Linked DNA regions of Mus musculus: region 2 is linked to region 1. A link is a loop called in an ENCODE intact Hi-C map of the cell type or tissue named here. Cell type or tissue: left cerebral cortex. All regions are shown on one strand. Links, peaks and the distances in the headings refer to the core of each region. The heading gives the core; the rest is flanking DNA. Region 1 holds the start of Iqch (IQ motif containing H). Region 2 holds the start of 2300009A05Rik (RIKEN cDNA 2300009A05 gene).

What was found. Peaks named below come from ENCODE experiments on the same cell type or tissue, not always from the same donor. Only the 100,000 strongest peaks of a DNase experiment are listed, where the experiment ranks them.
Region 2: a loop joins it to region 1, with 3 times the contacts of the local background. A loop is called at or near these places in 3 of 42 quality-filtered maps.

The regions. Positions count from the first base shown.
Region 1 is chr9:63,594,428-63,609,515 of GRCm38, forward strand. Iqch (IQ motif containing H) reads right to left here and starts at 8,066. Exons shown (of 22, transcript NM_001311098.1): 1 at 7,940-8,066; 2 at 319-441. The coding sequence starts at 7,990. Aagab (alpha- and gamma-adaptin binding protein) reads left to right here and starts at 8,219. Exons shown (of 10, transcript NM_025857.3): 1 at 8,219-8,344. The coding sequence starts at 8,272. In left cerebral cortex, for the core only: a CTCF peak has its summit at 7,809; DNase peaks (open chromatin) are centred at 8,131 and 8,945; H3K4me3 peaks cover 1,852 bases; H3K27ac peaks cover 1,151 bases.
Region 2 is chr9:63,388,517-63,403,604 of GRCm38, forward strand. 2300009A05Rik (RIKEN cDNA 2300009A05 gene) reads right to left here and starts at 10,728. Exons shown (of 2, transcript NM_027090.1): 1 at 10,360-10,728; 2 at 5,931-6,159. The coding sequence starts at 10,705. The coding sequence ends at 6,032. It overlaps Gm16759 (a long non-coding RNA gene), which reads left to right and starts at 10,801. Exons shown (of 5, transcript XR_003948339.1): 1 at 10,801-10,936. In left cerebral cortex, for the core only: no CTCF peak of the experiment used is centred there; a DNase peak (open chromatin) is centred at 7,288.

The sequences.
Region 1 (15,088 bases), core at 6,779-9,278:
GCATCACAAGACTAAATTACTTCAAATGTCCCCAAATTATAATGAACAATTGAACATTAAAGCTTCATTGACCTGTAGCCCTCCAACACAACTGAAACTGGGTACCACAGTCAGGAAAGGGCGTGGCTAAGGACATCTGACCCATCAGTGCCAACATGGAATAAGGTCTTTCTGCTACTTGCGTTTCAAGCAGAAATCTGAAGAAAGGTCTGGTGGCCACCCTAAGCCAAGCTCTGCTAACCAGCTGCAGAGGGGCCTGTGGGAACCACCAGACCTTTCCTCTTCAGTGTTTTACTTGCTTTCCAAGGCTCTACTTACCTTTAACCCCATTTCAGTCCTTTGGATTGCTGTCTCAAGATTTTGAATGTCTAGAGTGCTCCTTGTCTCCTCGGCTGAGAATTTTACTAATTTTTCCTTTAACTGATGAAGGTCCTCATGAACCTGAATGCAAAAAAAATTATAGATATGTGTATATATATATATATATATATATATACATATGTATGTATATATATATATATATATATATATACACACACACACACATATATATATACACACACACACACACACACACACACACACATTGTCTACCTGTTGCGAGGTTTTGTTGTTGGTTTTCGAGACATGCTTTTACCCAGTCTGGGACTAGCCTTGAATTTTTCACTAGGAAGCCACAGATGATCTTGAACTTCCTTATACCTCTACTTCCACCCTCAGAAACTGGAATCACAGGTATGCACCACAGGCTGGCTTTTATGCAGTGCTGGAGATTGAATCCAGGACTAGGCAAGCAGCTGAGCCACACCCCCAGCCCTGCAGTTACTGAATGAACAGGCCTACAGTAGGCTTGAGTTGCTAGGCACACATGGCTTTATGGCAGTCATTAAAAAGGGCTGCCTCTGTGGCTTTAGGACAGTCTGAATTAAGAAGATTATTGCCTCAGAGTTTGAATAAGAAGGTTTCTGTAGCATTTGTTTTGTGCAGCTACTAGAAACAGATACAAGGTTGAAGTGCAGCCTGGATGACTGCTGCTTTCTCCGGGGGTAAAGCTGATGAACAGAGACAGCAAGTCTGAGCCAGATGCTGATCTCTACAGACCAGTTAAAGTTCAAAATAAACAAACAAACAAAACACGGGGAACGTCCAGCAAAAAAGGGCTCTTGAGAAAGTGTACCTTTGAAAGGTACAACAAATGCGCCCACGGGGCCAGGTGGCTCTCCCTCCAGGCTGGTTCTGCCACACTGGTCTGAGGTGGCAGCTATGTAGATGTGCCTTGGATTTTGTTTTTGCTTAGTGAGAAGTGGAAATAATCCATGAGGAAAAGAAAGCAGCATATGCCATTGCTTTAACGTGCCCCTCCTCCAGTGGGTGCTTTCCTTAGAAATGGTGAGCACACTTCTGTCTGGCATCCAACGGGCACTGTAACACAAGGAAGCGCTGACTCGCTGCGTGCACGTTAGAAACCAAACCAGATAAATGCAGATGGCACTGATTATTGCATGGGCTGCTGCCACAAGGAAAACACTTTGTTAGGCTAATGCATAACCCAGACACCTGTTTCAGCGGCAGGCACATCAACAGCAATCTGCAGACTGGGTTGCTAACGGCACTTTGAAATGTCTACCTGTGCTCTGGTAGGATAACTGGACTCACATTGGCCCAGCCTATGATACTACTGACTTGGGGATGTGCCCATGGAACCAAGGGCCATATTCAAGAGGCAGAATTTGCATCTTTTCACGGATGGGCATTGAAGTCTGGCAGACACATTAAATTATTAAATTATTTGTACTCTGCTCAAATCGTCACACAGAACCTCCAGGGCTCACAGACTGGTACCCGAACAAACTCCCTGCTTGCCTATAGGGACCAATGATGAAGAGGTGTGTGTTCTGATTGTCCAAATCAGTGCTGCAATCTAACTTAGCATCTACTGTGTGCAGTGTAATGGGCAGTTCAAAGGGTGAGTCCTTTGGGTGCATACATTTTGGTTCCTCTTAGGAGTGAACTGGCTGTTTCCTTGGACCTTTCTGCGATAATGTCTTGCAGCCATGTGAGGGAGTGAAACTGAGTTGGATTATTCACCAGGGTACCAAAGGTTTTAGTTTTCCTCCATTCTCCCCTTGTGTGGACAACACTCCTTCATAGAGTTGTGAGAGAACATGCAACAGGCCCGATGCATAGGAAGAACTCAACAATGGCAGCTGCACACAGCTCCTAGCATTAACTCGAAACATTCAATTTCCACTCATGTTATTCAAAATTTCAGCACCTCCTCTAGTTCCTTTGCCAGAACAGAATCATTTCCCTACTCTTTGGAATTAGTAAACGAACATGAGGTAATGGACATAAAAATGAAGCAGTACAGACTTGACTGCCAGATGCCTGAGAGCTGGAATCCTGCCTGGCCCTGGAAACGGTCCAGAGGCTCCTACGGGCGTAGTGTTCTCACCTGGAAAACAGCTACTTCAGAATTTGAGTGAGAAATAGTGTGTGGTGTGTTTTGTACAGGCTCGCCACAGAGGAGGCTGTGGAGCCTCTGCTCTGTGCATTGAAAGCCCCTGTGTGTACACTGTATGTAACTAGCTGACGCTTCCTTCACTGTATCGCTGAACAGAGTTGCTCGCTTCATCTTTCTCAAGAGCATCCTTTGGTTCTTGCTAGGTGATTTTGTCATTTTTGAAGTGGAAAGAAGTCCCTGTTAAGGGTGACTGCATTAGAGACGAGCACCATGGGAAATGTTACACCAGACCTGGCAGGTAATGAGGCTAAATTCTATGTTTCTATATTTTCTTCAGTTACATCCAATCTCCCATATTGAAATTTTACAGGTCACCCATTATCTTTATGAACAGCAAAAACATTACTAACGGTACATTTTCTGCTTAGAAATGATTACTGTTTTGACAGACTGGGACAGAATCATTACTAATAGAAACCTTGAAAGACTTAATGCAGAAAAGATTTGCTGTAAATCCCGAAAACTCCATGAGACTAGACGTCACAGAGTCATTACCGACATAAAATCCATTTTGTTCACCTCTGCTCAGCACAAATTTGGCTGATTCGACCTCCTCTCTTGGAGTTCCTTTTGACCTTGTTCATTTTGGTATTATATGTGCCTTATAAGTCACACATAGGGACTAGTGAAAGAGAGTCAGCCAAAATATCAAGCTGTCAATTAGCTTCAATGTTTCCAAGCTACGTGTTAGGATACATCTGCTGGACTTTTGTAATATAATGTCCAAAACTAATTTAAAGAAAAGACCAGGTATCCTTCATTACAGGAACATCCGTTAAATATACTCAGAAACAAAGACACCGCTGCACACATGACCTACACACATAACCTGCTTAAGGAGCAACACACTGGATATTACTGCTTTTATCAAATCACGTTACAGGTTTGTACTTGGCTTTCTTTTACAGACTGAGGCCTAATGCTCCCCTAACATGCTTGTTAGGACTCCACAACATAGCCCAGAGCTTCCTGGAGAGCCTGGCTCTCCCATATACTGGCTCTATGATGACTCCCATTACGCTATCTCACTAATCTGACCAGTTGAGGAAAGAGTCAGCTAAAAGTGTAAAAACCAACCAACCAAACAAACAAACATCCCAATTATAAGCCTGAAAGCGAAAGAAGTTGTAGTTGCAGAATATTGCCAAAAAGAACTCCATGAAGCTGCCGTTCTCTGGTTCCCGCTCTGACAATGGAACCAAATACTGACAACTGCTTCTAGGAAAAAACTAACAGTTGGCTTTCCTGGCAAGTTACCCAGATAGTTTGAGTACAGCAGTATATAATACCCAGGTACTACTTGAGTCTAACTTTGCACCTAAGTATTTCAGATCTACTCTCTCAAAGTACCAACTGCCTTACTTTGCTCTCTGCTACTGTGGAGAACACCATGACCAAAAGCAACTTGTGGAGGAAAGGGCCTGCTTCATCTTACTGCTCACAGTCCATCAAGGAGGGAAGCCAGGCAGGAGCACAAGGTAGGAAGTCCAGCTGGGCTGCAACTTGGAACAGAAGCCATGGAGGAACTGTTTACTGTCCTGTTCTCTCTGGATTATGCTCTGCCTGCTTCCTTACACAACCCAGGGCCATCTGCCCAGGGGTGCAACCACACACAGTGGGCTAGGCTCTCCTGCATCAGTCAGCAATCCCAAAACACCTTAGACCTGCCTACAGGCCAATCTGATGGGGGCTGTCCCATAGGTCAGACTCCATAGATAACTCTGGACTCTGCCAAGTTGACAGCTGCCTAGAATTCCATCTGAGGATCGGCTCCACTCATAGAAAGGGGTCTCTATGTATGTGAAATGTTAGTCTAGCTCTAAGCACTTGTTTTTAATTTTTGAGAATTTGATTATCATGGAATTCTTCCGTAAAAATCAAACCATACAATTTTACAAATGAATGTCCAGTTTCTAACAGATCACTATCTCTTCATGCACTTTACATGTGCATACCAAAGAGAGTCACAGCTTGCTGATAAAGGATGCTAGTCAGAGCCTGCTGATGAAGGATGCCTAGGCCTCTGCGCAGAGTAAAGGAAAGCCGCCGTCATCCCTCCCTGTCCTCCCACCCTGCCCTGTCACACCATGGAGCATGAGCTCCTTTGGCTTCCTGTATTAAATGGTACCATAAGCTCTGTGGTGTGAAATTGGCCTGTACTTTCCTTTAAGTCCAATGCTGATCCAGCAAAGGGGATGTTTCTTTAGCCCGTTGATGCTTGTGGCCCCTGACTGTATCAGCTTAGCCACGTTACCTGACCCAGTGTCAGGGAGTCTACGCCGATGCAGTGGAAGTTAAGGTTTCGAAAGTCACATGTGACCTCATGTTCTCCAGAGGAGGCAGTAAACACAGTGCAGAAGGTTGGCTGAAGCAAACTCCACCTGTGCAACTTTAAGGAAGCTATTCATGCTGGGGTGAGACTCGGGTGATTCAGTGTTTGGGGGTTACCTACTCTCATGGAGGCAATCACAATAAAACTCACTTTTACCAAGTGAGATTTGGATAGAATCATTATTTTGGTGCCTTATCTGGGGAAAGCAAACACGTTCGCGTCTGCCCACAAAAAAGTTCATGTAACCCCCTCCTAAACAAGCAGGACACCGGCTAATGTAGAGATGACTGTGTTATGCCTTTCCATTCCAGTTATCCAATCCAATGTCAGAAGTTGTCTTTCACTGCTGGGTATTTGAGCTTAGCCACTACATCTAGATTGCACTCCGAAGACTTTTAACTGTTAACAGCTACTGTTCTATACTATTCCAGACCTGAAGGAAAGAATTACTTTAAGGGAAGGTGTAAAACTGAACCCCACAGTTCTTTCTCTTCCTCTTCTTCTTCTAGACTGATTTATTTATTATATGTATGCACACTGTAGCTGTCTTCAGACATCCCAGAAGAGGGCTTCAGATCTCATTACAGATGGTTGTGAGCCACCATGTGGTTGCTGGGATTTGAACTTAAAACCTTTGGAAGAACAGTCAGTGTTCTTAACCACTGAGCCATCTCCCCAGCCCCCTCCTTCTCTCTTTTTAAGCTATGCTTCAGGCTTGCTGGAACAGGAAACTACTGCCCCTGTAGTCAGGTCACTGTGAGAAGAACTGGCTGATCCCAGGACTGGGGACAAGTCTCCACTAGTGTTCTGGTTGTTTTGTGTCAATGAAAAGGGGGCTCTGTATAGAGAAAAACATAACTGTACTCAAAGAGAGGTCTGGCCCTCTGCTACTCAGAGATGAGCTCTAAACCTCTGGAATGTCCTGCCTGACATAAGTATCTGGATGCTTTAGTCACAAGGCAGTCTAACAACAAACACAGTTTATTTACAGTGGGGTTTTGAGCTGCCCTGTGTCTGTTGTGACGTGTGGAGGAACGGGAGTCTTCACAGAGTCAGCCTCGAGGGCCATGTGAGTTTGAGCAACATCCCAGCTCTGACTGGAGAAAGCTCAGGGAAGTTCTTCTAGTTGTCCAGCTTCTATACGATGTCACACGATGTCACACGTTGTGCCTGGAAGGAGGTGATACCTGACACCTCTTCTGGGATGGCCCCTGGACTCTGCTATGCATCTCTCTCCTTGGCTAACTTTAATCCTAATCACCAGGGTAGCTCATCTCTGACTTCCATGAGCCTTTCTCACAAATAAAATGTGAGAGTGCCATGGGACTCATAGGCTCACAGCCAGCCTAACTGACGTGAGGGTTGTTCGAGAGCTTCATACATGACCTTGCAGTTGGTGTCAGTGAGGACATGGGTGGGGACTGTCCTCGCTGGTGTTATATTTGGCTAAATTCACCACAGGGGAAATTGTTGAGTGTGATACAGGTAAGATTTAGGTCCAATTCATAACGGGGATGTCTATGAAGCTAGTGGGCTTAGGAACTCTGGAGTTTTGAAAAAGGTGTACTAGGATGTGTATTCTAAAGCGTTCAGGACGCTATCTCAAGCCTTTGTCAATTAAATATGAGTTAGAAATTATGGTGAACTGTGGGACCCCGACTTAGAGCGTTTCTCCCAGGAAGGTAAAGCCCCTGGACGGTCCCCAAGCTTGTTTTCCCTGATCTCTAAAAATATAGCTAGAAAGAAGCTCTTTGTTCTCTATAGCCAGCAAAAAGCCTTTTTGTTTCTATACTGTACAACCAGAGATGCCTGCCTTCCTGTGCCGAGGACACGGAGATAAAAATTCAGAAAGAACTCACTCCCCACACCTGCCTTGTAAATTTCACCAAGGACACCCAGAAGAGAAGAACTCTTCCCAGCTCTCCTCCCAACTCTTCCCAACACCTCTCCCAATTCCTCAGCTAGCTGTTAAAAGCCCCCTACTGTCACCACTCGGGTCGAACTCCCCTGCCCTGCACTGTGGAGGGACTTCGTCCTCAGCTAGCTGATAATAAAACCTCTTGCAGTTTGCATCAGGTGTGGTTTTCTCTCGAGATGTTGGGGTGTTGGCCAGCTCATCCCGGGACTTGAGCAGAGGCCCAGCATCGGGGGTCTTACAGAACTTCTTAAAGTGAGACCATCTTAAAGGGACCCATACCTAAACACGGAAAAAAACAAAACAAAACAAAGCAAAAAAAAAAAAAAAAAAACCAAACCAACCTAGCTGTTTCAGAAAAATTGTTCAACTGTCACAAACTGAATTACACTGGAGAAGTCAAGTCTTTGAGAGCTTTCTCCCTAGATTATAAATAAGATATTTCTCCAAGTTTTCATTTTTTATGTTGTTTTGTAATCCAGGTGATCTTAAAAATATGTTTGGTAACGCACACCTTTAATCCCAGCACTTGGGAGGTAAAGGCAGGCAGATTTCTGAGTTGGAGGCCAGCCTGGTCTACAGAGTGAGTTCCAGGACAGCCAGGGCTACACAGAGAAACTCTGTCTCGAAGAAAAAAAAATTTTAAAAAAAGCTTGGGTGTGTGTTCCCAAGCAAGCAGTGACTATTGTAGGTTAAGAAGCACGGGTCCCATAGCTCACGTTCTCTTCGAACTTCTCACCACCTCCTAATGATGAATCTGTTTCTCCTTCACATCCCCAAGCCATGGATGGACTTTAAACATTTCATAATTTATTTTTAAATGGTGCCTTGAGCACCCCAGCCTGCTAGTACAGATTGATAATCCCAGTTACTCAGGAGGCTGAGGCAGGAGGATCACAAGTTCCAGGCCTGCCTGGATTGTAGAGGGTGCTCCAAGACAGTCAATGACCATCTGGGCCCGAAGTATAAGGAAGACAGGTGATGCAGCCTAGCGGTAAAGCACTTGCTTGGCGCTAGCATGTCCTGTGTTCAACCCCCAGAGCATGATGCCCTAAAGTGTAGGCGTTTCCTGCTATAGGGCCGAGAGAATAAATGGTGGTGCTTGGGATCACAGGTTTCGGGGTTCGAGGGGAGGTCTGTGCGGCCGCCAGCCCGGCCTGTTTCCCACCTGGATTAGGATGGATCCAATGGGGTCGCTGTCCTCCTGGGCCTGCGCCATGACTAAGGAGGGCAGAAGACACTAGGCTCCGGAGGTATGGCCTCCTGCGGAGCGCTCCTAGATGGTGCGGGCACCCGTCACCATAGCAACGCGGCGCGCGCGACCGGCGCGCTCCACTGGAGGAGCGGGGAAGGGGGGTGTGAGGGCCAGCCGGAGCCTCGGCTGCCCAGCGCGCGGCCCCGCCCAGCGCGCGTGCCCGGATCATCTCCCCCGCGTGCCCGCTGCAGTGGTACGGCCCAAGGCGGAAGCAGCGCCGGCGCGGAACCCGCTCTGCCGCAGCGATGGCTGCCGGTGTACCCTGCGCGCTGGTTACCAGCTGCTCCGCCACCTTCACCGGGGACCGGCTGGTGCAACGTGAGTAACCCGACGTCTGAGCCGGGCTGCAAGGCCCAGTTCAGAGCCATGGGCGCAGGGCCGGCGACCTCTCCCGGGCTCTGCCCGAGCTGGGCCCTAGGCTCCGGCTCCTCCGCAGGTCTCGGCGCCAGGCGCTTAACCTTCTGCCTGTGTAAAGTGAGGCCGGTTTCTGACCTCCCGCCTCAGGGGTGGTGGCAAGCACCCCCTAAGATGATATTCAAGACCCCGGAAATTGTGCTCTTAGACGAATGTAAGGCGCTGGAGTTGCGGTGTTGTGTTTGGGGGTTATGCCCCTGCTGCTGGGGTAGTGGTTCCTCTTGTGAACTGAAGTGCTCAGCAAAAAAACAAAAAAACAAACAAACAAAAAATGCACGCGCGTTAGTGTTCTGCCAGGATGATGGACTGACCAGAACTCCTGTGATTGTGGAGAGCTGGAATTTTAATAACTGTAGCCAGATTCTCGTGGACTGTCTCTAGTCTCCTTCTTAGCCATTTGTTGCCCACTTCTGTGTCTGACCTAATATCCTCTGACTATCAGGTAAAGTCCTTTTGGGAATAAGCAAACAGACCCCCTAGCTTCCATCAACCCAAAGGCTAAGAATTTTATCAGTTGGTGTCTGAGGCCTACAGCAAGGGCTTCCACGATGTGCTGTAATCCACCAACCTGTTGTTCCCCTCAATGTATTTTTAGAACATCCTGATATGTAGCTTTGTTGTTCCTATAAGAACACCATGGAATTGTTATTGCCACGTTGGAACATTTGACTTGAGGCACCCCTGATTCCTGTTCCCTTTTCATGATCCCTCATATTTGGCTCCAGAATAAACGCTTACTCCCTTAGAGATGAGAGCTGTGGGCGTTCTTGATTCCCTCCCCTTGATTGTGTGTGTGTGTGTAATGTACATACATGCATACTTGTGTGTACATGATATTTGTTGGGTGCCCCCTCACTTGCAGTTACATTTCTTGAGTTCTTTCTGAGGTGAAAGTTCCCCGGAAAAAAATGAGTTTGAGGTGTTACTGCACCCAGTGCTTTTGCTTCTGGACCCTAAGGGCTATAAAATTCAGGGTTTTGTTTTTGTTTTTGTTTTGTTTTTTTTGCCTTTGTTGTGCATACGCGAATATACGTGTGTGTGTGTGTGTGTGTGTGTGTGTGTGTGTGTGTTTTCTGCTTTTTAGTCCCACTGCTCTGTGCATACTGAGCGTGGCACTCTACCTCAGAGATAAACCCCAGCCCCACCCCAAAATGAGCTCTGAAATGTAGGTCAGAGAGACTAGTGAGCTAGAGCTGAGGAGGCAGCTCACTGGCCAGGTCTATGGCTCTGACTGTGGGCAAGTCACTGAACCTCTGCCCTTCATCTTCCTATCTGTGGGCTGAGGATTATGTTTGGCCACAGGCCAGCACGTGGCAAGCATTGGATAAGTGGTTGGCCTTATTATAAAAGCGTATCACCTGTTTAACTCAGGCTTTGCTGAGCCTTAAAGGGGGCACATGAAGAGGTGTCCTGGGAGACCGTGGGTGCTGGCTTGCAAATGCGGCCGAGCCTGTAAAGCATCGTGCAGTTTGTAATTATTTTCTACACCTGTTGACAGAATTAGGCATGCTGTCGTTCCTGCACGGGTATTCTATAACTTGCTTATTCTGAACACTTAGACAGTTCCTTGCTAGGGCAGAAGCTTAGTTACAACATTCATAAATGAGAACCAAACTCTTTGCCATTCTCTTACTTCCCCTAAGCAGTGCTCCCCTTCCCCCATCCCCCACCAGGGAGTGCTCCCCTTCCCCCACCCCCCACCAGGGAGTGCTCCCCTTCCCCCATCCCCCACCAGGGAGTGCTCCCCCTTCCCTCCCACCAGGTCTCCCATCTTTGCCCCTTCTACTTCATGTTGAATTTAGTAAAATTTAGCATATGGAGAAAAAAATGTTAGCTGACATTTTGGTGGTGTTTTTTTTGCCATCTCCCCGGGGCCCCTGCATATTTTCTGTATTTTATAATTATTGTAATTATATAATTCTACTTCATATGTAGTTTTTAGCCTGGTGTGTGTGTGTGTGTGTGTGTGGTGTTGATGATGGATTCCAGTGCCTTGCACGTGTTAAGCAAGTGCACTACTACTGAGTCACACCCTAATCCCCATCCTGATATTTTTTTAACACTAAGTCAAAAAGTACTTTCTATTGTACATCCATGCAGTGAATATACCAGACCTTTCTGAAGGCGTTTATGGGTCTGTATTTATCTGACTTTCAATAAAATGTATATGCATTTAGAGTCCTATTAGTGATAGGTGAATGATCTTTCAAAGGCAGGCTCAGGAATATTATATATTCTGATAGCTATGGTGCTCTGTCTCCCTTTCATCCTCCAAAAAGGTCTTGTGTGTCTCCTAGGCCAGCTCTGAACTTGTCCAAGTGTTGAGCCCGCCGTGCCTGGCCCGGTCCTGTTTCTCAAAGATCAGAACTGGCAATCGTGGTCAGTTCCTTGAAAGAGCTGATCGACCACCAGTAGCCAGCAAATGGTGGCATTCTTCCTTTGTTCTTTAATAGAGACTTTGAACATTATTGGTGTGTGTGTGTGTGTGTGTGTGTGTGTGTGTGTGAAGTTCTACGAAACAGCCCATTTTGTTTCTGTATGCAGAGTGACTTAGGAAACTCTAATTCTTGTTAAAATTAGGTGCCACTCATCAGTGCTCCACACGTCAGCAGGGGAAGTGCAGAAAAGCCAGCAGATGGTTTAAATAAGTAAAGCAGGAAAGAGGGCTGGCCAGTTCTTACAAGGTCATGGGGACGGAGGCCTCAGATGGCGTTAAAGACGGACGGACGGAGTTACACTATTCAGGGAATGGATTTAATTTGGGGATGGAAGACAGAGACCACCACGATGAGTGGCTGTAGTCTAGGTAGGACCCGGGTTTCTGATTGACTGGGATGTGCCTTGATCTGGAAGAGGAATCCTGTTTCTGTCATCACTCTCTCTGTATCTGATCTGCTTTACTGCTCTTGACCAACAGTGGAAATATCTTGTAATCAAATATCAAGTTCTTTAGAAATCCACTTTAAAAAAAAAATCAGTAGGCCTTGACTCTTGACTGTGGATAAAGAACCCGCATGGACTTTGTCAAAAACTTCTTGTCACTGTAAGACTTACTTGCAGTACTCCAGTTAGATACATACATAGCTAAGGGGAGGCCTTCTTGGCATATATATATATATATATATATATATATATATATATATATATATATATATAAAATATATATGTGTGTGTGTTTATGCATGTATATGAATATATGTGTATATATATACAATTTTTTTTAGTAAGTTTTTGTTTATTTGTTTGTGAGGGTCAGAGGACACCTTGTCGGAGTTAGCTCTCTCATCCCACCACATGCATTCCTGAGGCTGAGCTTAGGTTATCTGGCCTGTCTGCACTGTCGCCTTCTGAGCTCTCTCACCTGTCCCACAGTGTAGGCCATTAGAAGCTCAGCATGCTGGAGGAGCTTGTGCAGGGGACTGCGTGATGCGTGAGAGTGACTGCGCTTCATCAGAGTTCTTTCTGCCTGGAGTGTGTTTGTGGACATCATATTTTCATTCTAGAAATGTGTGTTATGATAAATGATTATTAAACATGGAGCTAGTGTCTGTTCTAGCTACTGCTACAAAAATTATGTCTTAAGGTACTGGTCCCACCCTCAAGAGGAGTGTAGTAAAAATGTGTGCTCTACCTGTGAGAATTAGAAAATGTTAAGAGCTCACATCTCATTCCTCTGAGAGGAACTTAGAAGAACTCCTAGAGAGTGGTGTAGTTGATGCCAAGCCAGCAACTGTGGATTAGCAGCCTTGTTTCTACATCTGGACAAGCTTCCAGAACATCTGTAGCAAAATTCTTTCAATTAGTAACATTCAGAAACTTAGAGATATTATGATAGTAGTAAATGTGCACGTAGAACTCTTCCCAAGAGTGTTTTTAATAGATGTGTGTCTGTGTGTGCATGTGAGTGCAATACCAGGAAAGCCAGAAGAGGGCGTTGGATGTTGGATCCCTCAGAGCTAGAGTTACAAGTAGTTGAGAGCTACCATGTAGGTCCTAAGAATTGAATTCAGATCTCCTGGAAGATCAGATAGCTCTCTTAACTTCTAATCCATCTTTCCAGGCACCCTCAACTGTGTTTTTTAAAAATAAAATTTACTTCAGTTCTACTCACAGTAGGCTAGGGCATTTCCATCTTATGGTGAAGAAACTGGTTTGGAAATACGAGGTTTAATTTACCCAGAGTGCTCAGGCAGTAACTGCTGCTGTGTGTGTTCATGGTCAAGTCTTAGCCCAGAGAAAGGTAGAGCTGAGACGTTTTGTTACTCTACTCCATAGTAAGCAGAAAGGCTGCTTAAGGTGGCTGCTTTGGGGGATGAAGTGGTAGGAAGAATGAATACTTACAAAATAGTTTTAAATATGCTTCATTACTGTCTGGGATGGTTGAAGATTTATTGATGAATGGAAAGGGGGGAATCTGCCTAGAAAATGTATATTACATTAAAATAGAGCGTTATTTAACATGGGAAGTATGTGTAATGCATTAAATATACATTAAAAGATCATTTGTGCTTTAAGTCTAACAATTTCTGGGTTTTTCTTTTTCTCAGTTAATTAAATTTAAGGCAGAGACATTGTGTGTCAGTTCACTGTATAGGATTAATGTGAGTAGGCCACATATCTGTTCATATTAATATGACATCCCGTTGGGTTGAGGATTCTGTGTATCAGTAATTCTTCCTTCTGTGTTTGGTAGTGTAGCGCTTACTGACTCTGAATTTCCTTTTTTGAACAAGGTCTCACTGTAGCCCTGGCTGGCCTGGAACTCACTGTCTAGACAAGCTGGTCTCAAACTCGCAGAGTTCCACCCACCTCTACCTCCTGAGGCTGTCATTAAAGGCATATGCCACCATGCCCAGCAATTTTGGCATTCTTAACCTAGATTATTTTATTTTTATTTTATTTTTTAATAATTAAGCCTAATTTTGAGATCTCAACAGACATCCTACATGTTGACTCAAACATTTGTGTGTCCTGTTGTCTGTCCATCCTTGCCACACTCCCACCCCACCTCCAGGGTTCAGGAAATTGAACCAAAGGCCTGTGGATCTTACGGAAGCCATCCCCTGATGAGCTACAAGCCCAGGGACAATTTAGCTTTGTGTGTTCAGAATCTAGAAGCCTTTGTTCCCTGGTCGTCAGGTTTCTAAACAGTGGGAACAAGAAAGCCCAATTTTTTGATGGACAGACTTGGCCATGGAGAGTCTCTCAGCAAGTGTTTATAGCGTTACTTCTTGGCAAAACAAGAACTCTCGCTCGGCAGGATCGGGAGTGTTTCTCCATCCACAGACTCCAGGCTTAGAAGAGGCTCCTGAGTCACTGAGAGGAGGCTCCTGATCCAGGGCTGGGATGCAACTGAGTCACAACCTGTGGTTTTCCTACAGCTTCCAGAGAGGACCTGAGTGGAGCCTTTGGTCTGCTCTGGAGCCGGGTTTCATTCAGCACTGTTTCCAGGTCTTTATTTTCTTCAGCAGATGAAGAGATGAGGGCAGCAAGATCTGCCACAAGTCCTCAGAGCTGTCACCACAGGCACTAAGAACGGTGGTGTCCCATGGAATTTAGGGGCAGAAACTGGTTTGTTTTTCATCAAGATACTTCTTAATACATTTAATTTTTCCAGCTAACATTAGGACTTGAGATTTTTTACATTTCTTACAAGAGAGATGCCATTCGCTTAAGGAGTGAAACTCAGGGATTAAACCCATTATCCTCAGACCTGAGGGGCCTCACAGGCAAGAACACACTGTGTACCAGCGTGTAATTAAAGCACAGTGAGGCTGAGCTTCTTCAAAGCCACTTACCTATAAAAGTTGGGGACCTGAGATTTAATCCATCTTTCTGTTTTTGCAAATTTGGCAACCAGAACTGCACATTGTCAAAATGGAGACAGGAGAAATGGATATTAACTTTGGCAGTTCTTAGAATACGTTTATACTCCTGCTGCAGGAACTTTGGGACCTCAGTGGGAAATGTATTGAGTCAGGCAAATGGTAAATGAAAAGGTCTCTGTAGGTACTTGCTGCTGCTTGCTTCCTTTCCTGTAGAGCAGAGCATCTGACCTACTGTGAGCAGCTTGTCACACACTCACGTGTTCTATTTGTTGATGGGGGACTAACCACAAGGATTGCCTTTCTAGTTAGTGGGGAGGAGGTGCCGAGTAGGATTTTGTCAGCCGTGTTGTGCAGGACCGTTTGTAACACAGCACATGGTGTTGTGTCCTAGAAGGTTGGAGCCTGTCTAGACTGAGACTTTGATTTCTGCTGTGTCTGTGTAACTGGATGGCTTTTGTGCGGCATGCGATGGTCATGTGATATTCACTACTCTATGCCTTTCACCCTGTATAGTCCCTTCAGCAATAGCAACATTTAGTGAATAATCAAATCTGATATAAAATCATTTTATAAGGCTAAGTCTGAAAGTTGTTGGAAACTTTTCTGGCAAGAATGACAGTTTGGACATGGCATTGTGCTTCAAATAGATCTCTGCAGCTTACCCGAGAAGCAAGGCTGACGAAGGTGGAGGCAGCCCAGGGCAGCTGTGAAAAGCTCAGAAACTACCAACCAGCTTTGGGTGTAGTGTTCCGCAAAGCCCTGACTGCTGGCTCTGACCCGCCAGCTGAGGCTTCCCTCAGCGTCAGCCTGTCCAGGGGAG
Region 2 (15,088 bases), core at 6,143-8,642, 210 kb before region 1:
AAATTATGATAAGGATGCTCAAGCGTAGCTCCCGTCGATTGATGGCTTCTGGTGGGGATGAGGGTGGGGATTGGGAGTTTGACCATACTTCAGTGAGTATATATAACACAAATTGAACTTGTGGCTTGTTTTGTTGTTTTTCTTTCTTCCTTTTTGGGAAGGGGTCACATGGGTTGGGGCAGTCTAGGAAAACTGAACTGGGAGAGTCAATGTGATTGGGGTGTGTTATGTGAAATTCCCAAATAATCAATAAAAATATGTTTGAAAAAAAAAAAGAAACTTGTCCCAAGTGCTTGCAGCCATTTTACATTTGTATTTGTTATGTCCTCACATCCTGATTTTTTGTGAAATCACACCTTTTTTTTCCCCATAAAAAGCTAATGAAATATTTGGCAACCTTACTAAATATTAGAAATAAGCTTATAGAAAATAACTCAGGACTAGAGAACCGGCTCAAAAGTCAAGAGGACATGCTCCTCTTCTAGAGGACCTTATTGGGTTCCCAGCACCCACACTGGACGGTTCATAACTACCTGTGACTCCAAGAGAGGGGCACGTCACTCTCTTCTGGTTTTTGAGGCCACCTGCACTCATGTGGCATAGGAAGCACATAAACAGAAATTTTTTTAAAAAACATAAAAAGATGTTTGTTTTCTTTTAATTGTATTCATATTCTCAATTAGCTGAACAGATCTCTAATCAGTAACTGAATGGCCAAGGGTTAGTGAAAGCTATCTTAGCCACAGTTTTATTAGAAAAAGAAGAAAAATGAATGCCTGACCTCCAATTTGCATTAGAACAATAACTTTTAGACTCTGGACACTACCAGTGACACTTCTTACAGTTAAAGAAAGCTCATGTGAATTTGTCAAGCACATAAAATAGTATGAAAGTGAAACATAGTAATTAAGATTTGTGTTCTATTGATTGTGTAGCTTAAGTAATTTTTCATTACTAACATAAGATTTAATAAGTATAAGTAGTTAAAGATTCTGACTTGGCACTCGTCATTAGCATGTAATTGAACTAGTGAAAAAGATCAGTTAAAGCTGTGTTGATTACTACCTTATCTTTGAAAGGCAATTAAAGGCCTCAATCATTGCAACAAGATTTGATTGTGCAGCCTTTATTGGACATTGATCTTTCAGCAAAGTGCAGTTACATTTTCCATTAATTTACTGTAACATAGTTTAACTCTGATACCCTAGACTGTTGACCCAGGTGAGATGTAATGCTAAGTACTTGTTTAGGTTAAGATGCTCCCAAACGTCATTCCCTCATTACTGTCTCAGTGCTGTGTGCCCAATATAGGAGATACCTGATCTGCTAGCATCGGGATACGGTTTCTGTTCTCTGCATTAGTTTTCAAGGGAAGTGAAATGGAGACCCTTGTCTTTGATGTCACCCCACACACTTAGACATCATGACTCTTTAATAGATCTAAAGGCATTTCATGAAGAAATGTAGATGTGCTGTGTCTGTGGTACTGGGTGAACATAAATATAAATTCCATGAAAGAAAATGTTCTTATATTTGGCTTTAAAAGTTTTACTACTGGTGTGTATGTATGTGTGTTACGGGGGGGGGGGGGCATTTGTGCGGAGGTCAGAGGACAGCTTTATGGAATTGATTTTCTCTTTTTGCCTTTATTTGAGTTCTGGGGATTGAATTCAGGTCACCAGGCTTGTATAGCAAGTGTCGTTACCTATTGAGCCATCCCTCTAGCCCTCCATATAGGTTTTTAATGATTAAAAAGTATTTCAACATTTACTGTTGTCAACAATTGGAAAACATTGTTAGTGGCCAAATATATGTGTCAAAAAACCCACGATATATAACACTGTGTATGAAGACATCGTCACTGAGAAAGAGAATTTTATAATTTTAAGATTTTTTTTACCTGTATAGGTTTCTTACCTGTATATATCTCTTGTGTATGTGCAGTGCCCATAGAGGCCAGAATCAAGTGCCAAATCTCCTGGAACTGGAGTTGCAGATGGTTGTTATCCTCCATGTAGGTGCTGGGTCTCAAACCTGGATCTTCTGGAAAAGCAGCATTAAATGCTCTTAACCCTTGAGTGATCCCTCTAGCCCAGGAATTTTTTTTTTAATATCAGCAACCTCTTTTATACTACCAGATGTTGATGTCTCTTAAAGCAATTTATAGCTTACATAGGAACTAAGGATTTTGCCTAGAAATTTCTTTTAGCGCTTCATAATTGATATGTGTGAAATGAGAAGAGGGTAGGCTATAAAAAATTCACACCTTCACTAAAAGTTATGCTGGGATTATTTTATCTTGATAGTTTCTGTAGTTATTTGTCTGTCTATCTATCTATCTATCTATCTATCTATCTATCTATCTATCTATCTATCTATCACATATCTAGTGTGTAGGTTCTGGAGAGATGCCTCCACAGTAAAGAATGCTTATTGCTCTTTCACCAGACCAGAATTTGGTTCCTGGAAACAATATAGGTGGAGCACAGCCACCTATAACTCCAGCTCCAGGGGACTTGACACTTTCTTTTCTGGCCCTTGTGGGAACCTGCACATATCATAAACACACATGTACAACCAAAACTCCAATATATATAATTCCCAATATAAAACTTTAATATATTATATAATATATATGATATATATAATATATATGATATATATAATATATATGAGGGAGAAGGAGAGAGGGAGCACAGAGGGAGAACGTTAGCATATCCATCCCCAAATCATTCCCCTTCTCCCATTAGTCCCCTTTAATATCCTAGACAATTTCACTTCATTTTTACATACATGATCTATGTTACTATCTAAAGTCTAGAAACCATGAATGAGAAATTTGTCTGAGGAAGGCTTCAGTTAATGACTATCCAGTTGCATCCCATGTTCCTGAAACTGACACGATTTTATTCATCATCACAAGCCTGGATACTGTTAAATACAAACTGCAGGTAGAAAATCTGGTCAATGATTTCATTAACCAAGAAGGTCAGGCAGGGTCCACTTGGACTTTGCCTTGCCATCTTAGGTTAGTGAGTGTGGGCAGATAAACACTCACTGCCTTCAGCGTCTCTCCCTTTCCTTCTCACCTTACTTTTGAAATCCTTCTACCTATCTATCTATCTATCTATCTATCTATCTATCTATCTATCTACCTATCTATCTAAGGGTTAATAAAACCCTTTGTAAATAAAAGGAACAAAAAATGTGTGATAGAAAAAGTATTTAGCTGAGACAAAAGTAAAAAGCATAATCATGATACATATTTTTTTAAGCCTTTTTAAAATTGTGTGTTGGGGGGAGGATTCCTGTGTGTTGTGCACATGTGCACATGTGTGAATGTCAGAAGACAACTCCATGGTTGCTGGTTGTCCTCCCATCTTTATGTGATTTCCAGGGATCAAACTCAGGCTGCCAGGCACGCATGAAAAGCACCTTTACCTGATGAGACACCTGGCCATATTCATATGTCTTAAGGTGGAAAAGTCCTATGGTTTTTCTCAACTTGCAGGTGGGAAAACAAAAACAAAAACAAAAAAACGAGACACAAAGTAACAGACAGTAGCCTTAAGGCAAAAAGACAACCCTGAAGCCAGAAACAGACTTAATTTTCTGGCTTCTTAGCACTCGGTCCCTTCTGGGCTACAGTGTTTTTCTGCAACAGGCAACATTTATGGGGGAGGGGAAAGGAAATTTAAAATATTTGCTGTTTCTTGGGAAGCAACTTTGATAAGAAAAGATTCATTACAAGGTTTAATACATTCAATGAATCATATTTTAATTTTTGAGCTCTTCCCTTAGTTATCACTGGTTTACCCTTCACTGTGATCAACTGCATGTGAGCAAGAGGTCTATTGATTTTCATGTAATACAAGAAAATATTACATTTGCTTAATTGTTACACAGCAAACACACCAGACAAGAAATCAAGGCTCTATTTAATGCTGCTGCTGCAGCAGCAGCAGAGAATTACCAAGATCAATAGGGTAGTTTGTCAAAGATGTTCTCCTAGGAGACTTACCTATCAGCATACAGACAAGAAGTCACACTGACTACAGTTATCGAAAAGCAGGTGAGCAGAGTCAGCAGTACACATTATCAGAAATCAAACAGGCCGACGTCAAAAGTGGTACAACTGGACTGAAAAGCTGTATTTATGGTCTGGTAATTAAAAACCATTTTATCAGCCATGTGTTGAGACCAAACCTTTACAGCATGTATCGACATGATCAGCAGCATCGAATGAGCAGTATTTGACTTAAAACTTATGAGCTATAGTTATTTAACTTTGTCCTTAACAGAGAAATCAGTTCTAGCCTTCCTTGCAAAATGCTAATAGTCAGTTTTATTATTAATGAAGCTTAATGTAACACCATCTTCTTTGGGCAAGCCATTCATTTAACTAGTGTCAAGCATATTTTTTGGACTAAATATATTGGCATAAGTACTTCTTTGATTAAAGTGTTACTTAGAATTGTGTTTAGGCAAGTGAACAATACATACATTAGTACAATTCCCTATCTGTAGCACATTTAAAATAAATACATTTGAGGGGCCTGTTTGTGTGACTCCATTATTATGATGGTTTCACTCAGTCATTTCTGGAAGTTCACTTTCTCTATTAACTTGCCAGAAATAACATCCAAATGTTGGTTAGATGAAACTGTGTAAAATGTTTTCCTACAAAAATGTATAAACACTGCAGTACCAGCAACACATTAACATAAAATGCTATATAATGTATGCTTGTAATTATGAGAGCGATCATAAATCTTAAACACCCATTGGTTTAGAAATTAAATAGTCCTACTTAGTTCTCCCTAAATTACTCCAAATTTCAGAAATTTACCATTCATCTGGGTATTTTGTGACTATCTCCAAGGATAAATTTTTTTAATGACTTTGCTTTCAAAAATGCAATTAGCTTAATAAAGTTCTAATGTAAAAGTGGTATCAGGTTTTTGAAATTTCAGCTCGTTCTCCATGGTCAGTCAATCTGTGGGGGTGTTGCCATTTCAGTTCACTGCTTTCATAAACAGTCATCAAACTCGCTCTTCCTGGGTCTTTCTAGACCTTGATTTTCTTATAGCTTTGCACTATTTTTTAACTTATTAATAGTAAGTATTAATCTCACTCATCTTGCTGCATCTACATTGACAAGAGCTATAGCTACATTTAAAAGTACTATGGCCTTGAGTTCTTTTTGTTGTTATGGTCTCATGCCTAGGGTGATGTTGGAGATTCCCTGCAGCTATGAGTGAATTTGAATTCTTGATTCTCCTGCCTCTACCTCCCAAGTGCTGGGATTATAGGTGTGCACCCTACCACTAAGACCAGATAAATAGTACAAGAGCTTAGCCAAAAACAAAAAAAACCCAAAACAAACAACAACAACAAAAAAAACCCCACCAAAACCAAATAAACAAAAAAAGCCCAAACCCCTTCCAGGTAAAATCTTAAAGGCTGAATGCTTAAGTTTTTAGTTGCAATCAGATTCTCATATATTTTGAATTTGTCAACAATATACTATCATCTCCACTAAGTATTTAATATCATTTCCCTTTTCCTTCGTTATATTTTCCCCCTTTCTACCATGATTTCCCCTTTTTGTGGAGATACTTATGCTTTTTTCAGAGTTAATTTATATTGTTAATATCCAGCCATAGAATCTGTGTTTATCTACTCATTTTTTAACTGTAATTTAACCTAATTCTAGGAAATCAGGAGTGAAGCCACATGTTTAGAATTCCTATTAGCTAAATATATATATGTATGTATATATATGTATATATAATGTTATTATATATGGCATTGATATATACATATACATACATACATACATACATACATATATATATATATATATTCCTTCTGGGTTCTGGGGGTAAGTGATTCATCTTAAAAAAGACCACACACTCTAGAAACACAACGGCTTTGCCAGCATTTTATTTTAAAGGATCAAAAATAAATACTGCATACACACACACAGGGGAACAAATTCATTGACATTTGTGTTTTCCAATGCACACTTTCAATACATGGCACCTTCATCTTCTTTATTTAGAAAATAGATTGTTATTGGTCCGTAACTGGTATGAACAGTCTCTGTGACTCTGGCAAATAACCAGGAGCCAAGTCCATATAATAAAGTTGGAATACCTAGAAAACAAATGAACATGTTACTCAAGAAGATCAGTACTTATAATCATGTACTAACATATGTCATGTTACCGAGCCTGTAACAACAGTCTTCAGCAATGTTAACATAAAGCTTTAGAAACAGAAATGACCTGACACTCACTAGGATTACTACAGAGCTGGACTTTATCTCTTTATGAAACATAGTCGCAATTACATGAGCCTAGATTTTTAAAACCATTAGATAAGACTGATAGAAATTTTAATGTAAAGCATTTGCTTAATTTATTATCTTCAATTAATTATAAAGTAATTTTATATTCTTCTCACAAATAAGCAAATAGGGAAGAATATCCATTAATTTGGTTGTAAATGTCCCTGATTATTGGCCTTAAGCTAAAATTACTAGGTCCACAAGTAATTACTAGGTTATTCTTCAAGTTACATAGGAACACTGATGGGTAAAGAAATATTTGTATGACTTAGAAACTGGGTTAAACAACTGTCTTCAAAAACCTAAGGCACAACCCAACTTTTAAAAAGATTTTAGAGTTATCAGCATGACAAAAAAACACTCTCACTATCGATTTTATAATTGATTTGAAGACAATCTCATTTTATTTTATCTGCCTGGACTTAAACAGATCTCTGTTTCTCTCCTTTTCTGAACACTGCTACTAATAAGGTTTCCATTTTATTTTAGATTTAACAGCTGTTGTTATATATCAAACTAAACACATACTATCCATAAATATGGATTCATATGTATATGACAGCATGTTGGATGCAAAACAGACTTCCATAATTCTTATCTTTTAAGGCACTTGTTTAAAATCACTGCCTATTAACATATTTAAAAATACACATATATATCTGTGTGTATATAAAACCACAGGCATAGAGATCAAAAACAAATATTGTAGGCCCTACACAAGTATTAATTTTATTGCTTCCATGTGGGAACTGGGCCGAAAGACAATTCAAAAAGATAACTGCTCATTTGGAAAATCTCTTTCTTTCTAGTTAACAGAGAAACCAACACACACTCGAGACTGATCAAACTGCTCATTTTTTCTTCTTTCACTGTAGGACGATCTTCACCGTTACGCTCCCTTTGAGTAAGTGTGTTGGAACACTCTGGGATGCCAGAGATAGTAGGAGAGCTATCACCAGCTGGCAGTGTGACTGTGGGTGAGGCTGTGGGACTGTGGGAGCCTGATGCCTCCTGTTCAGGCATTTTTCTACCTTTAGGAACATACCAAGGTTCAATTTGGTATTTATTACCACAGAATCCCCTAGAACTCCTATGGAATTTTCTACAGTACACTGCGACCTGTGCCCTCGTTATACCCCCAAAGAATCTCAAATGTCTCAAGGGACTGTCATAAAAATAAATCCTCAAAAAGTATAGTGATAGAGCTATTTGCAAATCACTCATCCAAAAAGAAAAAAAACCCAGTGGTATGTGGTCAGAAGGCAGAGGGTCAAGAGAAGACCAGGACAAGGTAGGCATAAGTAAAAGAGGAGTGAGGGGTACAAGCTCAAATAAGAAATGAATTGCAATATGAAACTACCAACCCAAAATCTGAAAATCGCTGGGGATGAGGAATTTTAAAAGGCCCTCAAAGCAGTTATTAGTTTTCTATCCATACTGGGAGTAAGATAAAAATAATATGCCTTTTAAACCAACACTAAAGATTGAATTGGTGGAATGGTAGTGACCCTGAGAATTATATTTTATGGTATTAATCATGGCTTTCAGTTAAATACTCTTTTAAAATATATACTTTTAAAAACAAATCATACAAGTAAATTCTCCCAGATAAAATTTAAAAACTGGTTAATGGTTATTGGTTTAGTAACAATGGCGTGCAGGAGCCATTATCAGTCTTGCTTATTGATAGTGGTCAGAATTGATAAGGGAATCAGAATTCTGTAGTTTCTCTCCTGGAATGAATGAGGTTTTTAGGGTTTTTCACCCTAGAATGAAGAGAATAGTGCACAAATGAGGAAGATTTGGTGCCTCTGTGTTTTCCACATTAAAAAATTTTAGTCAGTATGTTTTGAAATCAAAATCTTTAAGATTCCATGAAATAATAAAATTCAGATTACTGAAGATCAAAACAAACTTGAGAAACAGTTCTTTGTATGATCATTCATTTTAAGTTAACTGAACAGTAGGTAAACTACTGTTGAATTAAGAACTTAAAACAATTGGAACTTTATAGTAAGGCTCCGATAACCCAGCCATTCCAGTGGTGAGTTGCTTTCCTTAAATCGTAATCTATTTCCCAGCAGGATACTCAGGCTGATAAACCATCAGGAAAATGTCAGCTCCACTGAAGGGAAGGTGGAGGAGAAAGGGAACAAATGAGTCAACAGAAATCCTTAGTATTCACAAAATGGAAAATTAATTATTCTGATTACTACTCATTTACAAAGGAAGACAAGGAATAAAATCCTTTGTATTCTTATTCCCAGCCAGGGACTTGATCCAGATGGGCAAACTGTACCCTCGCCAGCTAGGATCCTCTTACTTAATTCATATTTCTCTTACTTCAGACAAAAAATAAAAACCAAAATTACTAAATTGGTTTTTAGTAAAGTCCAGAAAAGGGTTTCAGAGTAAGCCAAGTTGTAGCACAGCATACAGGAACACTTTCTCTGCTATACTTACAGACTTTCTAAAAGCCCACTGTTAAATCACTATTTTATATTAAAAAACAAAGAAAGAACCAACAACAAAAAACCCTACATCTGTTGTATTTCTGAAAAGGTTTTACTTTTCTGTGTGGGAAGTGTTTTTTTTTTTTCTTCTTTTGATGTCTTAATGACCTACAGCTAAAAGATAAACCCTTAGTCATGACAGGTATCTTTAAGGAAATGTTTATTTTAACCTGTGACATTTTATATAAGGGATTCAGCCTATATAGTTTACCTATGGCTTGACCTGCTAGGGTTTCTTTTATTATTAATTTTATTTTTTTACAGTCTAGCTGTTGCCCTCCTCCTGGTCCCCCTCCCACAGTTCCTCATCCCATTTCTCCTCCTGGCCTACTAGTTTTCCTAACCTATATCTCAGTATTTGGAAAAGAATGACTCCTGCCAATTCTGAAAATAATAAAATAAACTCATTTCACAAATCTAATTTGTTAGCATTTTGGCTTTTCCCATAGTTTCATACCAACCTCAGGATTAGTTGACATACACTGTATAGAGTGGATCAAACAAGTTATGAGACACATTGGTGTATAATCTCCTTCCTGGATTTTCCAGGGGGACAATGGCTCAAAAATCCCGTAAGTGCTATTTGAGTTATTATAAGCAGAAATGCCCATGCTTTATTAAATTGAATGAACTACCAGACTATATGTAACACTAGTACGGCTACACAGAGTTTAGTGTTAATTTTGGATTGAAAAAAAAAAAAAAACTATTTGGAGGGGGAGGGTGAAGGGGATAGGGGATTTTCGGAGGGGAAACTAGGAAAGGGGATAACATTTGAAATGTAAATAAAGAAAATAATCTAATAAAAAAGTTAATAAATCCCTAGACAGCAATATTTAAAAAAAAACTATTTGGATTATACTGGTTCTGCTTCCTTGTATAGAGTTTGAGTGACTGACATCTAAGTTAATATTTTTTTTAGCAGCTATTAATAGGTCCGAAACATCTTGAGGACTTGAATTTTTCCCTAATCTATAAAATGCTGTCACATCTACAATCCGTGATATTGACTCTTCTGCCATTAGACCACAGAACACACACATCTAGCAGGAGGACCGTCAGAATTAGATTATCTTCAGGAATATAGATACTAAAGGATCTTAAAAGACAGCATCTTTTAAGTCTAGCACCTGAGAAAATATGATGTCTGGAGAGAACCTACTGCTTTTAGCAAAACACAATTGCTGAGATTTCACAGAAAGACAAAGAAACTTTAAAAGTCCGTCCAGTTTTTTGTCCTCCAAAGGCTCTTGGTGATGAGCGCGGGAATGACTCTTGCTAAGCAACTTCGGAGCCACTGTCGGGACTCACTCCTCGCTGCCCTGGGCAGGGTTCTCCCGGGTGGACAGTGGCAGGGCACGACCTCAGGGGTGCTGCAAGCAGCCCACCGGGGATGCGAAGGGCCGGCCCTGGAGAGCGAGCAGCGTGCTTGTGGGCCAGCGGCCGCCCTGGGATGGAGGAGTGCCTGGGTCAGACGAGGGCGCCGCCACTCACCCAGGTTGATGACCTTGAGCGCGGTGAAGAAGCGGTCCTGCGGGGCCAGGTCCTGCCAGGGCGCCTTGGAGCAGTGGTACTTGATGAAGGGGAAGCAGCCGGTGCGCAGGACGTGGTAGTTGGCGCCCAGCACCGGCCAATTGAAGTGCGACAGGCCGAACTGGTCGTTGTGGACCGCACTGTAGGGCACGCAGAAGGAAGTCCAGTGCGGCAGCCGCCGCTGCAGCAGGTGCTGCGTCAGCACCTCCGAGGCGCGGGGCTTCGGGCGGGAGGCGGCGCCCGAGGCCCAGGGCCGGCACAGCAGCAGCCGCAGCGTAGCCTCGTGGGCCCTCCGCAGGGCCTCCATGGCCGGGGCACGCCGGGGAGCCGGCCCTGGGCCCCTGGGGCCGGGCCTCTGGGGGCGGGGTCAGGCGAGTGTGCGCATGCGTGTTCCCCTCACCACCCTAGGCCAGGGCGGGGGACACCCAGCGGGCAGCGCGCGGGTGAGAGCGCCTTGAGGTGCGGCGCGTGCGCACAGGACGGGACGGGAGGGCGGAGCGACTGCGCAGATCAGGAAAATTGTCACCTCTGGCCTCAGGTAACCTCGGAGCAGGGAGACAATGTTAAAACAATCCTCCACAGCGACAAACCCGGTCTGGCTGTCAGGCGCTGGGCTCCAGGGAAATCCTCAGGGATGCTGAGGTGCTTGAGGTGTGCACAGGAAAGTGAGCTGACACCAAGGCCTGGCCTTTGCCCGGGCTGGACGCTTGGTGACCTCAGACTGCACGTATGTGCAGATGTCCTCACAGTCGTGTTCACTGTCCAGACTGAATCCTACCTAGATAGTGCAAGATAGGGTCCCAAGCCAGATGTGGCGCTTGCCTGGAATCACAGCCCTGAAAAGGCTGAGATGTGAGGATGGGGAGGTGGAGGCCAGCCTGGGCTACATAGAAGAGCAAGTCTCAACTGCCTCCCTGTCCCCGCACCACCACCCCCAAAACCCGAAAAGCAGTCCTATGTTTTCTCATTTAGTGCCCTAAAGCTCAGAAAAACTTCCCTCCTGAGAACACAGTAAATACTAGGACCGGAATTGGCAGTCACCAACCTTTAACAATCTCAGTTACCCATGAAAGTGTAAGGGAAGCATTTCTCAGACTTTCTGCTAGCATACAACCTCATGTCTAAAGTATCATTACTCTTATATGTCCTCAATTTTTGTGGGGAGAATGAGTAAATAGGATGAGGTTTCTGGAAAGTACCATATGCAAATGAAGTAATTCTCTGTGTTGGAACTATATAACAATTATTTGCTGAAAATTCAAGAAGGATGTAGAATAGTGTGATGTTTAAAGAAGATTTGTTTATTTTGTGTATACAAGTGCTCCATTTTCATGCACACCAGAAGAGGAAATCAGATCCCATTACAGATGGTTGTGAGTCACCATGTGGTAGCTGGGAATTGAACTCAGGTCCTCTGGAAGGGCAGCCAATGCTCTTAACCACTGAGCCATCTCTCCAGCAACATTTTTGTTTTTATAGTCACCAGTTTTGGGTTAGTCAACATTGAGTTCATTCCACAAATATGTTAAATATTTAGGGGGGTTTTGCAGTCATGCAAATAGTTTGAACTTTATAAGATTCTCTATTAGATATCGATTTTTAAAGAAAGATTAGGTGAAGTCATGATATATTTGATATGCAGAATAGCTAGGAGGACTATTGAAGGGAGGTAGGGAGCTGCAGCAGAACTGTCATTTTCAAAGTAAAGTTTTAAAAGCAATGGAGCCCTTTTTCAGACAAAATCTGTCACAGAATTCTAACATATAAAGAAAATTATAAACACAATGTGTTTATTTCTAAACATTTATAAAATTAATTTTTTAATAGTAGTTTCATAGGTAAAGTGGCACCACAACAGAATCACAGCTAGTTTGTTGCCTTGGTTTTGCTGTTCTTGAGTAGGGAGGGGAGCACTGGGCTTTCAGCACTGGTTTGTTGCTGTTGTTTTGTATTGCAAAACAGTGACAATTAAACTGCCATTTCGTTTCCTGGATTTTCTGCTTTGGCTCTATATTATTCAGAAAAATCCTGATCTTTCCAGAAAAACTAACTTTTTAAAATAAAAGTAGAATTTTTTTTTTAATGATTTACCTTAAAGGTGAGCAATGCTTCTGTTATTTATATTTTTAAATGGCAGCAGAAGACTAATTATGAGAACTACACAAAATTAACCTAACATCAGATTAACAAGTGGTCAGTTTGCATATATACATATATATATATATAACTCTCCTAGAAATCATTAAGGAAAAGACAATCCAATAGAAAGAGAAAGAAACGGACGTATCAGAAGTGAAGACATTCTGGTATGAAATAAATGTGTAAAAGAGGCATAATTTCAACCATCATTGAGAAGTAGAGAATCAAGTCACACTACAGTACGTCACATACCCTTGGAAACGGCCAAAGTAGAAAAGACAGAAAATTGTAAGGGTTTATGAGGATATGGAGCAAGTTTTTCTGAAGTGGAACAATTGGAATTCTTCATTTTTAAGACTTGTTTTTTTATATTTTCAATGTTTGTGCATTTTGACCGCCTGTATGTCTATGTGCCATGAACATGTCTTGTGCTGGTAGAAGCCATCAGATCAGTTGGGAATGGAATTCCTGCTGTTTGGGAATCACTGTGTTGGGAACTGAACTCTGATCCCCTGAAAGAACAGCCAGTGTTTTTAACCCTGAGCCCTTAATTGGAATTCTTATTACACTGCTGGCAGTCACTCTGGCAATGTTGTGTTTTCCACCCTGCCCTGTGTGTGTACATGCATGTGAGTGCCTGTGAGTGCGTGTGTGTATATGTGTGTGTGTGTCTGTGTTTGTTTGACAGTCTTGTTACACTTCTCAGGCTGACTTTGAACTTGCTATGCTCTCACCTCAGCCTCACATACATGGCTTTGACAGATATATTATAGGTGACACAGACTTTGTACTACTACTAGCTCTATACTTATATTGTTTTATCTGAACTACCATAACAAAGTGTCATTCACTGGCTGGTTTTAAACAATAGAAATTGATTTCTAATAAGGACCATACAAGGTATTGACCAATTTGTCTCCTCTGAGGGGTTTCTTTCTGGCTTACAGATAGCCTTATCCTGGTATCCTCATATGGACCTACTTTTTACAATTCTTGTCAGATTTCAGCTCCACCTTGGTGATTTTTTTTTTAACCTATAGCACCTCCTCTCAGGCCCTATGTCCAAATGTAGTCATGCTAGGATTGGGTCTTCAACATATGAGCTTAGGTGTATGAAGAGGGAAACACATATAATCTGTAACAATATCTAACATAAATTGTGCATGTATGTTTTTCAAAGCACATGTACTAGAATATTCAGAGCATACTATATATATTAGTGATATTTGATCTGTGAATTACATGTATCAATTATATGTCCATGTTTTTTCATGTTATTAGTGTTTTTAGTTGTTCAGGCCATATTCACACTTCAGGCATCCTAAGCAACTGTTCTACTGTTAAGCTACATCTCCAACCATTAGTGTTAGTGTTTATCAGGGAAAATTTTATTAGAAAAAAAAAATCTCTTTAGACCTAATCTTGTGTGTGTATCCACATTACTTATTTTCATGTTGTTTTGGGTCTTTTTGATGTTTGCTTTTTTGTTTGTGCTTTGAGACAAGGTCTCAATGTATTCCACAGGCTAAACTCAGACTTCAGAGCTGAAACAGCCCTGCCACCTCAGCCTTTCAATTAGCTTGAACTATAGGTGTGTATCACTACACCCAGCTCTCATGTCATTCTTACAACCTTACAGTGAGATCCTGATTTACTTCTGTGAAGTAGTCCCCCACTACCTGAACTTAGTTGTCCACGACCAACAAGAAGAGAGAGTGTGGTATAAGCTATTTAGAGAAAGCAAGATGACGTTTACATAACTTATTAAAGTTTATTATTAGAATTGTTATATTTACATTAATAAATTACCAATTTATTTATAAATTAATATTTTTGATTAAAACATATGTATAGGAAAAGGCAAGACAAAAAGGGTTCAGTATATCTGAGGTTTCAGATATTTTCTGGTATCTTGGGACTTATCCTCTGTAGATAAGCAAATATCAGTGTATTGTAATAATGTGATGTAACACAGAGCAAGATTAGGATGTAGATGTTAATTCACTTACATTCCCAGAGGAAAAATAAAAGAAATCATGCTACATGCGTATATCAACATATTAGTAAAAGATGGAGGACTTACAAATATGAGATTAAGATGTTTATATTTAAGAATTCATTTAAAATTTCCAGTTCGGGGCTTAATGACTTTTGGTTCAAGGAAGGAGGAGCATGGAAATGATTTTTCCAATTCTTATTTTCGCTTAGTTAGAACATAATCATAGGTAGCCAAAGTAGATTCAGACCCAGGCTTCCTTGACACCAATCTCTGCTAAGTGGCTCAGTGTCCTCTAAGCCAAGCTCAGCACTAAAAACAGTGGACTTAGGTACCTGTCCTGCCAAATGAATCTCAACAGTGGCAAACACTGCTTCCTGCTCCATCCTTTACTTTTACGGCGTCTTGTCAGGACAATCTGTGTGGGATTTATTCAAGGTTCTGTCCATGAGAAAAGTTGATTGAAAAGGAAGGGAATGCTGTATGTTTATCTAGATCTCTATGTTCTGAAGGCTCCCAGGAGTTGGCTGGTTGCTAGGACTCTTCCTGTAAAGA